Regions from separate parts of the Homo sapiens genome. Here region 2 is linked to region 1. The links are chromatin loops, found by intact Hi-C in ENCODE. Cell type or tissue: Caco-2. All regions are shown on one strand. Each heading gives the region's core, and the rest is flanking DNA. Links, peaks and the distances in the headings are about the cores only.

Region 1 (6,836 bases), core at 693-5,692:
TTTGTAGCTACATAGGCACAGCCATTCACAGATATACTTGAAGGATTTCCCCCCCTTGTAGCAATCTAGAGCTTTCCCTCAGTGTTCTGAGGAACGGATGAATGAGTCTTCATTGTAAGCATAACTGAAAGATTGATTCTGCATTCTCTGTGTGAGGTGATTTTGTCGATCTGCTGTCAGTAGAGCATGAGTAGATTTTCCAGTAGTGGCGATGGGTTTGCACTGAGTACCCGTACTCTCCCACTTGGATGCCCTATAACAATTGCATGAATTTACAAGATGGCCAATCAGCATTACAAGTGCAATCTGTGCCTGAAAACAAAGAGCAGAATTGCCTGGTCGAGGCAGGAACAGTGTGATGAGCTTAACGTTGTTAGCATGGCATTCTAACCAGTAGAACTAACTAGCTATTCTGGAACCTTACCTTCTGTTTTCTAAGTAGAAAGTGATGAAATGCATATATTCCATTTACGACATGTGCTCATGTCCCATTCACATAAATCTGAATCCTTTCAAGAAATTCTCGTGGCATAAAGTTTACCCTTTAAAGTGGTTTTTAGAACATTCTGAAGCTGTGCAATCTTCACCACTCTCTAATTCCAGCACACTTTCATCACCCCCAAAAGAAACCTGGTATCCATTACCCCCAAAAGAAACCTGGTATCCATTTCCTTCTCCATCCTGCCGCTGGCAAGGACTACCCTTCAGTTCTTTTTATTGTTTTTTTGTTTGTTTGTTTGTTTGTTTTGTTTTTGCTAAATGTTTTAATCAAGCTTCAAATTCTTTTTCTCATGGATTTCAACAAGTAACATTTGACTGACTTGCTCCAGCCTGATTCCTGCATGTGTGACTTAACCTAAGTCTTTTCCTCCAAATCTTCCATTTTTATCCTGTTCCACTGTGGGATTTGTTTTATTATACAAGTCTTCTATTGGGAACACTTTTTTTGTTACTTAAACCCTTTCAAAAGAAAACCCACATACATAGATGTAAAACAAAACACAAAAAAATTTCATCTCTTTAAGATGAGCTTCTTTGAGGATGGCTTCATTTTCAGTGTCTTCACCAGAAAAATCTCCTTTCAACTGTGTGTGTCCTAGAGTTGAACTTCTATGGGAAGTCTGTGATTGCAGAGATCATCCTCTCTTTCTCTGTAAAAGTGTGATCCAGTTGCACTCTTAATTTCATCACTAAATGATCACATTTGTGTATGTCTTTCAGAATGCAGCTCTTCAGCATCTGTTTATTCGGAAGTCCTTCCGGCCTTTTAAATGCTTGCAGTGTGGGAAGGCCTTCCGGGAAAAGGACAAACTGGACCAGCACTTACGCTTCCATGGGCGGGAGGGGAACTGCCCACTGACCTGTGATCTCTGTAACAAGGGCTTCATCAGCAGCACATCCTTGGAGAGCCACATGAAGCTCCACTCAGACCAGAAGACTTACTCTTGCATTTTTTGCCCAGAATCCTTTGACCGCCTTGATTTGTTGAAAGATCATGTGGCCATTCATATCAATGATGGCTACTTCACCTGCCCAACTTGTAAGAAACGGTTCCCAGATTTTATCCAGGTGAGTGTCTACTACTGAGATTCCTGTCTGCTTCCTTCTTTTGGTAAAAGAAACTTCGATTTTTGGAAAACCGAGACTGCCTAGCACCTGCATTTCCATCCCTTCTTTGAAACAACTTTACAATTGAGAACAATATTTCTTCAATCAAACTACTTTTATACACAAGATTATTATGACCCTTAATTGTCCAGATCAGACATTGACATTGAAGTGTTTAAGTTACAAGTAATAAACACCCAGATCTATTATAATTTTTAAAAAGTCTTTCATAATCCATGTCAATGTCTATTGCTTATAAAATATACCGAGCCTGTAGAAGACATACTCCCGTTTCTGAGGGGCTGGGAACATCTCCCTACTACTACTGTGGTTTCCTGCTTGCTTTAACCAAGGCCATACATTTTGGAAGGAAACAAAGAGAAAGTTGGTATATAATATACTTTTGTATCAGGAACCGACTGCCTCCTCCCCTGTAGTGTATTCTTTGTTGGAGCAAAATGGGTGAAGATAAATTTCAGAATACTCATGATTTCATTTGGACTTTAAGTGATAAGATTTTCCTGTGCTAGTCAGTGAATAACGAAACATTTTGTAAAAATACACTTTTTCAATTACCAAAGGAAAAGAAGACTAGGGATTTAATTTTAGTTCTGCTAGTGTTGAGAGTCTTGGAAATTTTCTCACTTCACACAAACTAGTAGAAAGATTGCTTTAAGGCATAATTTAATGGCAAAAGAAACTCCAAAAATAATGAAGCAAACTATCTTATAGGAATAGTTTGGTAAGACTCACTACTTAGCTTCCATCCTCAGCTCTTTCTCATTGGATATGTGTGGCTAAGAGAGTTCAGAAGCCCTATTCCTTTATTTATCTAAAAGTAAGGGAAGTAAGTCCCAGTTGAGAAGTGACGCCAGCGTCATATTGCTCTCACAAACCGGTAATGTCTTCTGTATCCACTCATTCATGTCTTTAATTCTTCAGAACTTAATTTTATAAGAAGATGTAAAAGGATCAAAAGGGGCTAAATTGCTTCTGTGCAGATTAAAGACGGAGAAAAGTAAGGAAGAATTGGTTTTTGTCTTCCTATAGATCCTTTTTAGCAAGATTTCATTTAAACCCAAAGGAACTTTTGCTTTTTATCTTTAAAAAATGGGCTTCAAGTGATCAGGGCTTTGACCAAGCAAGCACTCTCTCTCTCTCTCTCTCTCTCTCTCTCTCTCTCTCTCTCTCTCTCTCTCACGTTTCAAGTCATCGGGGAGGTTCGGATTTCTAAGGCTTTCTGGCTACTTGTTTTATTTCTTTGTGACAGGGACAGTATGTGTTATTGAGGCCAATTATCACATCTGATTGGATTCCTCGGCGGGGTTGATGAAAACCCATGGTAATGCGTTTGGCTCCCTCTAGCGTTGACAAGCTGCCTTTGGTCATTTCATTTGGTGCCTGCGTCCCCTGAATTTTCCTGTGGTTCTTATCACCAGGTGAAAAAACACGTGCGCAGCTTCCACTCAGAAAAGATCTACCAGTGCACAGAGTGTGACAAGGCCTTCTGTCGCCCCGATAAACTGCGACTCCACATGCTCCGGCATTCGGACCGCAAAGACTTCCTGTGTTCCACCTGTGGGAAGCAATTTAAGGTATGACACCAAGGCACAGCCCAAGGTGGTTCTCGTGGCCACTGGAATTATAGCAAGCTGAGGGTAAATGCCTGTTCATTTCATCAGTTTATCACCCACCTCTGATGAACTGGACCTGAGATACTCTTTGGGCCTTGTGTTTGACTTAGTTATAAAATTAAGGGGGAAAACTTACTCATTTCCTCAAAATAGTTAATTCAAATCCCCAAACAAGTAGAGTAAAAATGCATCATCTCCTAAAAGAATCCAAATGTATAATGACAAGTATAACTAAATCGCTATTGAGATTTCCTAACAGACCAAAACCTTTACTTAACATTCAGATCAGGAGGTTTTTGTTGAGCACTGATGAAGTATAAGAGCCCGTAATTGAGCCTTGCAGCCAGCAGGACGCTCATCTAATTCAGGTGGGAAATCTGAAGAATGCTGAGAAGGCTTAGACTACTTTGGAGAATGTTAATGACCTCAAAGATTAAAACATTATGAGTATCCGTAACCCACCTGGAACTTAGAAGAAGCCGAGCAAAACCCTGCAGGGGACCCAGAAATAAAAGTTAAATAAATAAATGTAAAAACAATGAAATATGCTTCATTGGGAAATAAGGTGATTCTGCAAAAATGTCACTGGAAGACCTTCTGCTGAAAATGATTGTAGGTCACACTCTCATAGAAACTGGAAAAGAATCAGAAATTGATTCAGGAGAGGAAAACTAAGGGTATATTTGTAACAGATGCAAAGAAATTAAAGAGAAATAGAGTTTGCAAAGCTGGTTTTATGGTAAGTGTGTTATAGAATATAATTTAATGGCTTTGAATATATAACAGCACAATTTAGAATTCCGTAGAGAACTCCAGTGTGAAAAGTATAAGTAGGTCTGGGATTTTTCTGTTCTTAAAAAAAATCATATCTAAAAGGATTCCTGTTTTGCGATACTGTTTGGCCATCCATCCATCCCATCCAGCCAGTGTTTTTTGATTTTTCATTTTGTGCCAGATACCATATTTTAACACCTTGGAATATTTCTTTAAAATTTCTTTGCTTGCTTTCATTTTCTCTTTTACTTTCACCCAGTATATTCAACCACAGTTCAATCAGGGAAGCAAAGCCACTGTGAATGTTACAGAAGAAGATTTTCTTACAGGACTAAGAACTTAATTATAGGAGAAGATGGAGAAGTGAGGGTTGAAGGGAGAAGCTGGGAGGTCGGAAGTCAGCAGTATGCCCACAGAAGTACTGGTCTGGGTGGTCAAATGGGAAGTTACCTGGGAATCTGGGAACCAAGCACTTCCTCCTGCAGAGGGGCCCAGGAAGGAGAGCTGGTGTGGTCTGTGAAAGACTGTGTCACTGCATCTGGTGGTGGATGTGGAGCTGGCCAGCAGGGCTGGCAGTCAGGAAGACAGCTGGTGGCTGGGTGGGAAAGAGAGGATAAGTAGGGACCCACAGGTACCTCTACATGACACCGTCTAGAGCAGCACGGAGCTGCTTCCTTTCCACCTTCCAGGCTGGTCTGAGTTTCTCTTTGGCTAACCCCAACTCGGAACCATGCTGGGAAGAAGACTCCCTTCAAATGTAGTTCCCCTTAGCCAAGTTGACCCAGCACAAAACCACTACCACCTACCTTCCTGGCATATTTTCAAAGTAGAATCAGAGTAATTTTTCTAGAGAACAGCTCTGATGTCATGTCCTTTCTGAAAAACTCTTAAATAGCTCTTCACGCAGATAAATCCCGAAGTTCTTGTTACTTCTAAGATGCTACAGGATCTGGCTCCTGCCAGCCTCTCTGGTTCCTGCCTCCCCGTGTGCTCAGGGTGACCTGAACTCCATAGCTTTACCCAGGTGTGGCATACTCTCTCTCCTTGGGCCTTTGCACTTGCTCTCACTCCTCCTCCTGACTTGAAATGCATTTTCAAACTGTCATATTCCTTCACCTGGCTAATGTCACTTCATATGGGGCATTTCCTGATCCCTGGATTAACTGCTGCTTCTCCCACCAATTCCCACAGGGCCTTTTGCTGGTGACCCTGTCATAGCATTTGTGTATTGCATTTGCCTGTCCTGCTAAGTATAAGCTCCATGAGGGCAGCATTGAAGTCAAGGTGGGACCTTCCAACTTCAGGGAGCTCACACTAGAATAGAGAAAAGAATAAAGTGGCCGGGTGCGGTGGCTCACGCCTGTAATCCCAGCACTTTGGGAGGCCAAGGTGGGCAGATCACCTGAGGTTGGGAGTTCGAGACCAGCCTGACCAACATGGAGAAAGCCCATCTCTACTAAAAATATAAAAGTAGCCAGGCGTGGTGGTGCATGACTGTTATCCCAGCTACTCAGGAGGCTGAGGCAGGAGAATCACTTGAACCCGGGAGGCGGAGGTTGTGGTGAGGCGAAATCATGCCATTGTACTCCAGCCTGGGTGACAGAGCGAGACTCCATCTCAAAAATGCTGTGAGAGGGATTCACTGATTTGGGGTATAGGGGAGACCTCATAGATATGGTGACACTTTTGAATCCATTCATGGGTGGGAAACAGTTTGCCAGCTAGGGAAAGGGAGAGGTGAGGAGTGAGGGAGGAATATTGGCATCTCAAGCAGAGGGAGCAGCAGGGAGTGGTGATGCCACGTTCGGGAGATTGGGAGAAGGGGACTGATGGAGGGTGTGGCAAGAGGAAGCCAGGGAAGCGGGTTAAGCTAGCGCGCTGTGCTAAGTAATTAGACTTACCAGCGTTTCAGAGCTGGGCTAATTCAGGCCGAGGCAGTGGGTGTGGAGAAGAGGGGCCATGTTCAAGACAGGCGTCATGGGAGGCTGACAAGAACTTGCACTTGGGTGGAAGGGGGAAGGGTGGACAGCAAGGAATGGAGATTTGCAGCTTGAGAGGCTAGATGTTTGGGAACACCGCTGATACCAAAAAGCACGACTTAGGCAGAAGGAGTGGGGGCAGATAGCGGATTTGGTTTGGGGGATGTTAGGATGGAAAGGCCTCATGGAGATTTGGCATCCAACAAATGTGTGCCCGTCACGATGTGCATAGCATGGTGTGGTATTTGTGTTAGGCTTTGAAATTTATGTGATGATTCGGTTAAGGTCAGTTGGTTGTTTAAAGGGAATAGACGGGAACTAGTGAATGTTGATGCTTAGAAAAAAGTGGGAATGCGAGAGGAGTTGGAGGAAAAGGAAAAGAAAAAAAGTGGCAATGCAACAGTGCTTTGCCATTGTATCCACACTAAAGAAAGATACTGTCACGTAGGGCAGTGTCCTTAATCCAAATCCTACTGTAGCCTACAAAGCGCTGAACATTCCCTCCTGGGCTTTCCAGAAATGAAGGCGGGTGGGATAGGAAGAAAGAGTTGGGTCGTATGCATTGCAGCAGAAGAGGCAGGTGGGTGAGGGAGGCCCAGCATTGGAGCTCGGCCCTTATCCTGCTCCCTGATACTGGGTAGGCCCTCAAGGAATATTTGTTGAGTAAATGTGCTGAAAAATGAAGTCCTTAAAAAAGTCCCTGTGCTGAAAGGTGGGAAGAACTGGATTTGTAGAAAGCCTCAGAGTCTTTATGGGACTAATAACAATTTATTCATGTGTCCCAGAGCAGAAAGCCTCACTGGATCAGGGAGCTGGCACTTTGTTTTTATTCAGGATGGGC
Region 2 (6,836 bases), core at 793-5,792, 260 kb before region 1:
TAAACCCAGCCACTAGCATTCAGGAACACGTAGGAGAAGAGACTCATTCCCCTTCTTTTCACCTCTCTCTACAGCCTTCCTCTGTACCTGGGGTTCTCAAGCCCACATATTCTTTGATTCAATCTCTCCAGACTATTTTTCCCATCCACTGTGGGAGTCTGCTGGGGCCTTTGTCTTTTTGCTTGGGGCCAAGGTGGAGATTTGGGTATTTCTAACAATGTCCTTTCTTGTCTCACCTCTGTCTTCTAGAATACTTGAGCCCAATCTTTTCTGAGCCTGGCAGAGAAGAGACCATTACCAAAGAAATACTGAAAGGATGTTTCCAAGAGCTGAAGAGAGTTGTAAATCTTCCAATTCAAAGGGCTCAGTGAATGGTGAGAAAGACAAATGAAACAGCACATATAGCCAAACAGATTGTATTGTGATGACATTTCAGAAGATCACGGATAAGAATGGATCCTCTACGCCTCTAGCTGTCATCTTTTCTCTCCCGTATTTTGCGTTTCTTCAGCGTTTGGTTCTACTTTGGGAATTTCTTTGACTTGCTCTTGCAAACCTTCCATTAAATTTAAAAAGCAGCTTCATTGAGGTATTATTGCATAAAATAAAGTGTATATATTTAAGTGTACAATTTTGGGCATCCATATGCACCCATGAAACCATCCACAGCTAAGATGATGCCCGTGTCCGTCTCCTTCAAAATCTCCTCCTGGCCCCTCCCACATGTTCCTCCCTGAATCCATTTCCTGTCCCCAAGAAACCACTCATCTGCTTCAGGCTGCTTTTCCCAGAGCTTTATGTAAATGGAATTCTGCAGTATGCACTCTTCCATCTGGCTTCTTTCACTCCGCACGATTCCTCTGAGACTCACGCAGGTTCCTGTGTGCCCAGCAGTGCATACCTTTTGGTTGTTGCTGCATTTATCCCATCGTTTGGACACACAACATGTGTTTACCTGTTCACCTATTGATGGACATTTGGGGTGTCTCCAATTTCAGGCCATTACAAACAGAGCTGCTAGAAACACTCCCGTAGCTGTCTTTGTACTGGCATATCAGCAATGAAAAACTGGAAACTAAAACTAAAAGACACCATTTACAATAGCTTCAAAAATATGAAATACTTAGAGGTAAATCTGACAAAAAATGCACAAAACCTGTACACTGAAAGATGTAAAATACTGCTGGGAGAAATTCTAAAAGACCTAAATTAGTTGAGCAATATACGCTGTTCATGGATTAGATGATTCAATATTAAGGTGTCTATTCTCAAAATTAGCTATAGATGCAATGCAATCTTTTTTTTTTTTTTTTTTTAAGATACAGGGTCTTGCTATGTTGCCCAGGCTGGTCTTGAATTCTTGGCTCAAGCAATCCTCCTGCATCAGCCTCCTGAGTAGCTGGGACTACAGGGTGCACCACTGCACCCAGCTGCAACTAGACATTTTTATGTTATCTTTGGAACTTCGCCTTTCAGGCTGGGTTTTCTTTAGACATCTGGTGGCCTCTGGTAGTCTAATCATATTTAAGAATGAGAAAACACAGATTTCGGCTACACTCTGAACAGACCATGTATGTGTATATATGTATAAGAAATGTAGGCCGGGTGTGGTGGCTCACGCCTGTAATCCCAGCACTTTGGGAGGCCGAGGCAGGCAGATCACCTGAGGTCAGGAGGTCAAGACCAGCCTGGCCAATGTGGTGAAACCCCATCTCTACTAAAAATACAAAAAAAATTAGCCAGGCGTGGTCGTGGACGCCTGTAATCCCAGCTACTCGGGGGGCTGAGGCAGGAGAGTCGCTTGAACCCAGGAGGCAGAGGTTGCGGTGAGCCAAAATCGTGCCATTACACTCCAGCCTGGGCAACAAGAGCGAAACTCCATTTCAAAAAAAAAAAAAGTAACAAAAGTGGCTGGGCGCGGTGGCTCATGCCTGTAATCCCAGCATTTTTGGAGGCCAAGGTGGGTGGATCACCTAGGTCAGGAGTTCGAGACCAGCCTGGCCAACATGGGGAAACTCCATCTCTACAAAAAACATAAAAAATTAGCCAGGTGTGGTGGCGGACACCTGTTATCCCAGCTATTCGGGAGGCTGAAGTACAAGAGTTGCTTGAACCTGGGAGGCGGAGATTGCAGTGAGCCGAGATCACACCACTGCACTCCAGCCTGGGCAACAGAGTGAGACTCGGTCTCAAAAAAAAAAAAAAAGATATTTAACAAAAGGGCCAGGCATGGTGGCTCACACTTGCACTGTGAAAGGCCAAGGTGGACAGATCACTTGAGCCCAGGAGTTCGAGACCAGCATGGCCAACACGGCTAAACCCAATTCAAAGGGCTCAGTGAATGATAAGAAAGACAGAAATACAAAAAACTAGCCAGACATGGCAGCATGCACCTGTAGTCCTGGCTACTCGGGAGGTTGAGGCAGGAGGATGATCTGAACCCAGGGAGGCTGAGGCTGCAGTGAGCCATAGTCATGCCACTGCCCTCCTGCCTGGGCGAGACAGAGACAGCAAAACCTCATCTCAAAAAAAAAAAGGAAAGAAAGAAACAAAGAAAAAAAGAAATGTAATGAAATAATAATTTATCATGTTTAGATGTATATCCAATTCACAGGGTAATTTCACAACCATTTTCTTACTGGATCTTCATGACAGTCCTGTGACTCATTCAAGACTGGCTGGTGCTATCACCCGTGTTATATAAAGAAGGCAGGGAAGAATGCTGATTTTGCAAGGTCACCCAGTACTTGGTGGCAGATCCAGAATCTGGTCCTGGTTTACTGCCTCCCAGTGTGGTTAGGTTCCAGAATTCTGGGAGCAAGGATTCAGGGAAACAGAAGACAGAGACTCCCATGAGAAGGGGTAAGGTGGCTGAGGGCATTGACTCAGGGGTCACCCCAGACTCTGCCACGGAGCGAGGCTGTCAGCAGTGGCGCTAGCTCAATGGTGGGTCCTCTGTCCTCCCTGCAGTGTGAGTTCTGTGGCTCCACCCAGCCTAAAAGTGCTGTCTAATCAGTAACTGGGCTGCTTCCTTTTATAACCTTAGCTCTTGGCTCCATTTTCAGGTGTAACAGAGATACTGTTGCATAATCCCATCGTTTTATTGATAAGAACACTGAGGATGAAAGAGAGGGAGTGGCCTGTCCAAGGTCACAAAGTTAATAAAGTCAGTGAAGCAGCAAAGCTCTTTTAACTCCTGGGTGGGGGAGGTGGGAGGGGGAGGTCTCAGGGAACTCCCATCCACTTAGACACTTAGACAACTGTAGGCATAACACCTCTCTACTGGGCCACAGCCGACAGGAGAGATCCTATGCCTGCGCCTGCTTTCACTTCTCCTGTCTCTCTTTCTTAAAAGTAAACATCTTTGCAGGTGCACACATAAAACGGTGCTATGAAGCCAGGTGTGTCTGCTTACCATAAACACAGATAGAGGCCATGTAAATATCACAGCCTCTTCCTGCTGGCCCACTGTAGTTAGATCCTGGCCAAAGGACCCAGAAACACAGCTCGGCTCCAGGCCACTCAGACAAGGGAACGAGGAATGACTTCCAGGCGGGAGGTTGGGGATAAAGGGCTCAGGACAAGCAGGGTACAGACCCTAAAGGGCCAGGATCTAACAGGGACCACCACTATCTCACCCAGCAGGGGCGAGATCAGACCACCATCCCACCCAGCAGGGACGAGATCAGATCACCACCATCCCACCCAGCAGGGACCACCGCCATCCCACCCAGCAGGGACAAAATCAGACCACCGCCATCCCATCCAGCAGGGACAAGATCAGACCACCACCATCTCACCCAAGAGGGACCACTGCCATCCCACCCAGCAGGGATGAGATCGGACCATTGCCATCTCACCCAACTTTCTGCAGGGAGCGAAGGGTCAGATCCAGAAACCCGGGAAGGGGAAGTGGAGAGGTCCTAGAGCACGCCCTATTTCATCTTATCTCATTGTCTGAGGCACACTAGAGCAACTGATGCATATCCTCCCCAAGGCCGGGCTCTCCAAAACGAAAAGAAAAAAAACACTGATTTCTAGAGGGCCAAAAAAGAGACCTATTTTATTTGATAATATAGGAAAGATTCTTGCAGCCAGCCTACTCCCATTAAGTCAGAGAAACTCACCAGGGCTGAAAGCTAAATGCTGAGCCAACAAAACTCTGTGTGAGTCAACCAGAGAATCCTCCCTCTGAGAGGAACGCTCTCCTGGTTCCTCAAACACACACTAAGACCTGCCACTGAGTGCAAACTCTCCAGGGCCCACGACCCCACTGGCTCTGGGGACCAACAAGTCCAAAGCCAGAATTTGCCATGGGCTGCTCAGAGCATGGTTATCCTTAGAGAAAAGCAATGGGGAAGGGCCCCTACACTTACCAACAACAAAAATACTACCAACTGCACACAAAGCCACACAAGATTCCAACCAAAGCAGACAGGGAAAAATGAAGCTTCGGGCCAGACCCTTTCTAAAGATCGTTCCTCATGTGGCTAAGGTTGGGTGTGATCTGCTGGGAAGGAAGCGGCTGAACCTGGAAACCTCAAGAGGCCCCTTGGAATCCTGGGGAGGGACCGTGAAGGGCAGTCACATGACAATGGGTAGCCTGCTTCTGAGGCTGAAGATCAAGGTCAAGGGGCAGGGGCGATGCCACCAGCTAGGGACACAGCTGTGCTGCCCAGACCTGAGACAAGGACAGGGTGGCTGGATTTGTGTGCTGCTGCCAAGTGCCACTGATTTGTGGCCAAGGCTCTTGACTGACACGCTCGGTGACTCCAAGGTGGGACGGATTTCAATCCCATGATGTCATCACCCCCACCAGGGTCATGAGAACCATAAACTATCCCTGTAATTGTTCAAGCGAGAAAGGAAAGTAGAGCCCGAGCACCTGCAAGGGTTTCCCCGGGGAAGAAAGCATTCTGTGGCAGGTCGAAGATGCCTTCCTTTGCAAGGGAAAGACCGAGCCAGCACAACCTCGTGGCCGCTCCCTGCCGGACTGGCTAAAGGTTGTGCTGGATCCTGGCCAGATTTCCCGGAAACCCAGCACGGCTCAAGCCCACCTGAGATGACAGCAGGGAATGACTGCCAAGAACAAACTCTGTGTTTGTCCCCTGGGCAATGCTGAGCTGAGAATGATACCAGAGGCATGTTGCAGGAAGGCCTCTTCATCAGGCTGCTGTTCATAAAAGGGACCTGTCTCCGGCTAGGAGGGACCCCACATAGACAGGCCCTCCCCAGTTAAATCAGCAGCCCCGGGGAAGCTCCAGCAGCTGTGCACAGAGCAGGCGGTCAGCAGGCTCCTGAGGGCGGGACTTCACCCCACCTGCCACCATGGCAGTCCAGGGCCCAGCACGGGGCCTCATAAAAGAGGACACTTGAGTGCTTATCTGGGGATGACCGATGGGCAAATGAGAAAGGAAAAGAAAGGCCACACTGGAATCCTCCCACCCACTCCCCAACCAGGGGTAATCGATCTCTCTAGAAGCCAATTTTCACGAAACCTGCAAAAGCCTATGGTTCCCATTGATCGCAACCCCCAGCATTTCCTGGACTTGTCTGGTCATGAAAAAGAACAATAACAATCAACTGAAACAAATGCAGTGTTTGTTCCACATCCAGATTCCCAAGCCCCTCTCCCTGGAGGTGCTGATGTCATGCATCAGGAGCAGGGCCTCGGATGTGGAAGTTTTTATTCAAGTGCTCCAGGTCATTCTTGGGAACCTGAAAGTTGGAGAAACTCCACCCACCATTTCCAGGAGGCTCACCCCTTCCTGTCACCAGGAGGAGAAGCTGGCTTAGAGTCTCAGCTGGTCTATTTTGAGCAACCACCTGGGATGAAGGGAAGCTGCTGTGCCAGGTCGAACTTTGCTTCCACGCCCTGGGGACCCTCCCACAATTGGTTATAAGCATCATCCCAGAAGTCCCTGAGGCTATCACTTTTCCCAGAAATACACACTCCAGCTCCTCCTGGGAGAGCACAGGGCCAGCTGCAGACCCAGCCAGCTGCTGGCAGACACCCCAAAACCCCGGCCCGCCCACCTTTCCCTTTGACCCGTCGCCGCCCTCAGCCGCCCCGCCAGAAGGAGCTGCTGGAAAACAGGTGGGGCTGCAGGGCCCCAAGGAAGATCCAGAAATATCTGTAGATCTGTAACCCCAGCCCATCAGGGGAACACAAAGCTGACCCACGGCCAAGAACTCCCACTGAAGGAAGTAAACCACAAGTCCCCACACCTGGTTACAGCCTGAAGGAAAGTCCCCCAGGACCTGACTCAGCCCAGCTGTGAGGACGTTGTCAACACAGAAACCCAGCGGTTCTCTGCCAGGGAGCAGCCAGCTCCTGCAGGTTTCAAGTCCCGTCCCAACTCCCAGCACTGCCCAGGGCCCTCCCCACGCAGCCCAAGGGACCAGGAGCCTTGTACAGAGCACCCTTGACATAAGTAACGCCATCTTAGAAAAAGACTTCATCTTAAAAAGAGCAGGACTTCGGCACCTCAAGATGCCCTCTTCACTGACACCATTTTGCTGTCATTCGTGATAAGCACCCAGCATCTGCCAACGAAGGCTCTGCCAACATCAGAAACTCTTCCCGGCAAGACCGACAAATGACCCAGCTCACACCAGGAGACTCTTTTTATCTTCGTGGCTCTTCCTGGACTGGTTTGTTAAACCCTTTTTCCTATCCCCTTTCTCTTGATGTTAAATGTTACTTTGATGTGGAATGTTTATACTTTTATATATTGGTTAAGAATATTATTATGTATAGTTTGCAATATTGACTGGAGTGGTTTGAGCCTGTGTGCCTGAGGCTCTGACTACGGAGTGAACAGGAAGTACTAAGG

The links. Hi-C counts contacts between places; a loop is a spot of excess contacts. Peaks named below come from ENCODE experiments on the same cell type or tissue, not always from the same donor. Only the 100,000 strongest peaks of a DNase experiment are listed, where the experiment ranks them.
Region 2: it touches region 1 in a loop (5-fold over the local background); 2 of 110 quality-filtered maps call a loop at or near these places.

Annotation. Positions count from the first base shown.
Region 1 is chr11:129,919,615-129,926,450 of GRCh38, reverse strand. PRDM10 (PR/SET domain 10) reads left to right here. Exons shown (of 21, transcript NM_199437.2): 12 at 1,222-1,569; 13 at 3,048-3,203. Among named protein-coding and RNA genes, the nearest start is that of NFRKB, 27 kb to the right of the region's middle. RefSeq lists an enhancer at 14-515 and a silencer at 2,891-2,990. In Caco-2, for the core only: a CTCF peak has its summit at 2,965 (motif pointing left); a DNase peak (open chromatin) is centred at 2,970.
Region 2 is chr11:130,178,023-130,184,858 of GRCh38, reverse strand. The region is part of intron 1 of ST14 (ST14 transmembrane serine protease matriptase); the gene reads right to left. Among named protein-coding and RNA genes, the nearest start is that of ST14, 22 kb to the right of the region's middle. RefSeq lists an enhancer at 4,022-4,081. In Caco-2, for the core only: no CTCF peak of the experiment used is centred there; a DNase peak (open chromatin) is centred at 3,208; H3K4me3 peaks cover 1,178 bases.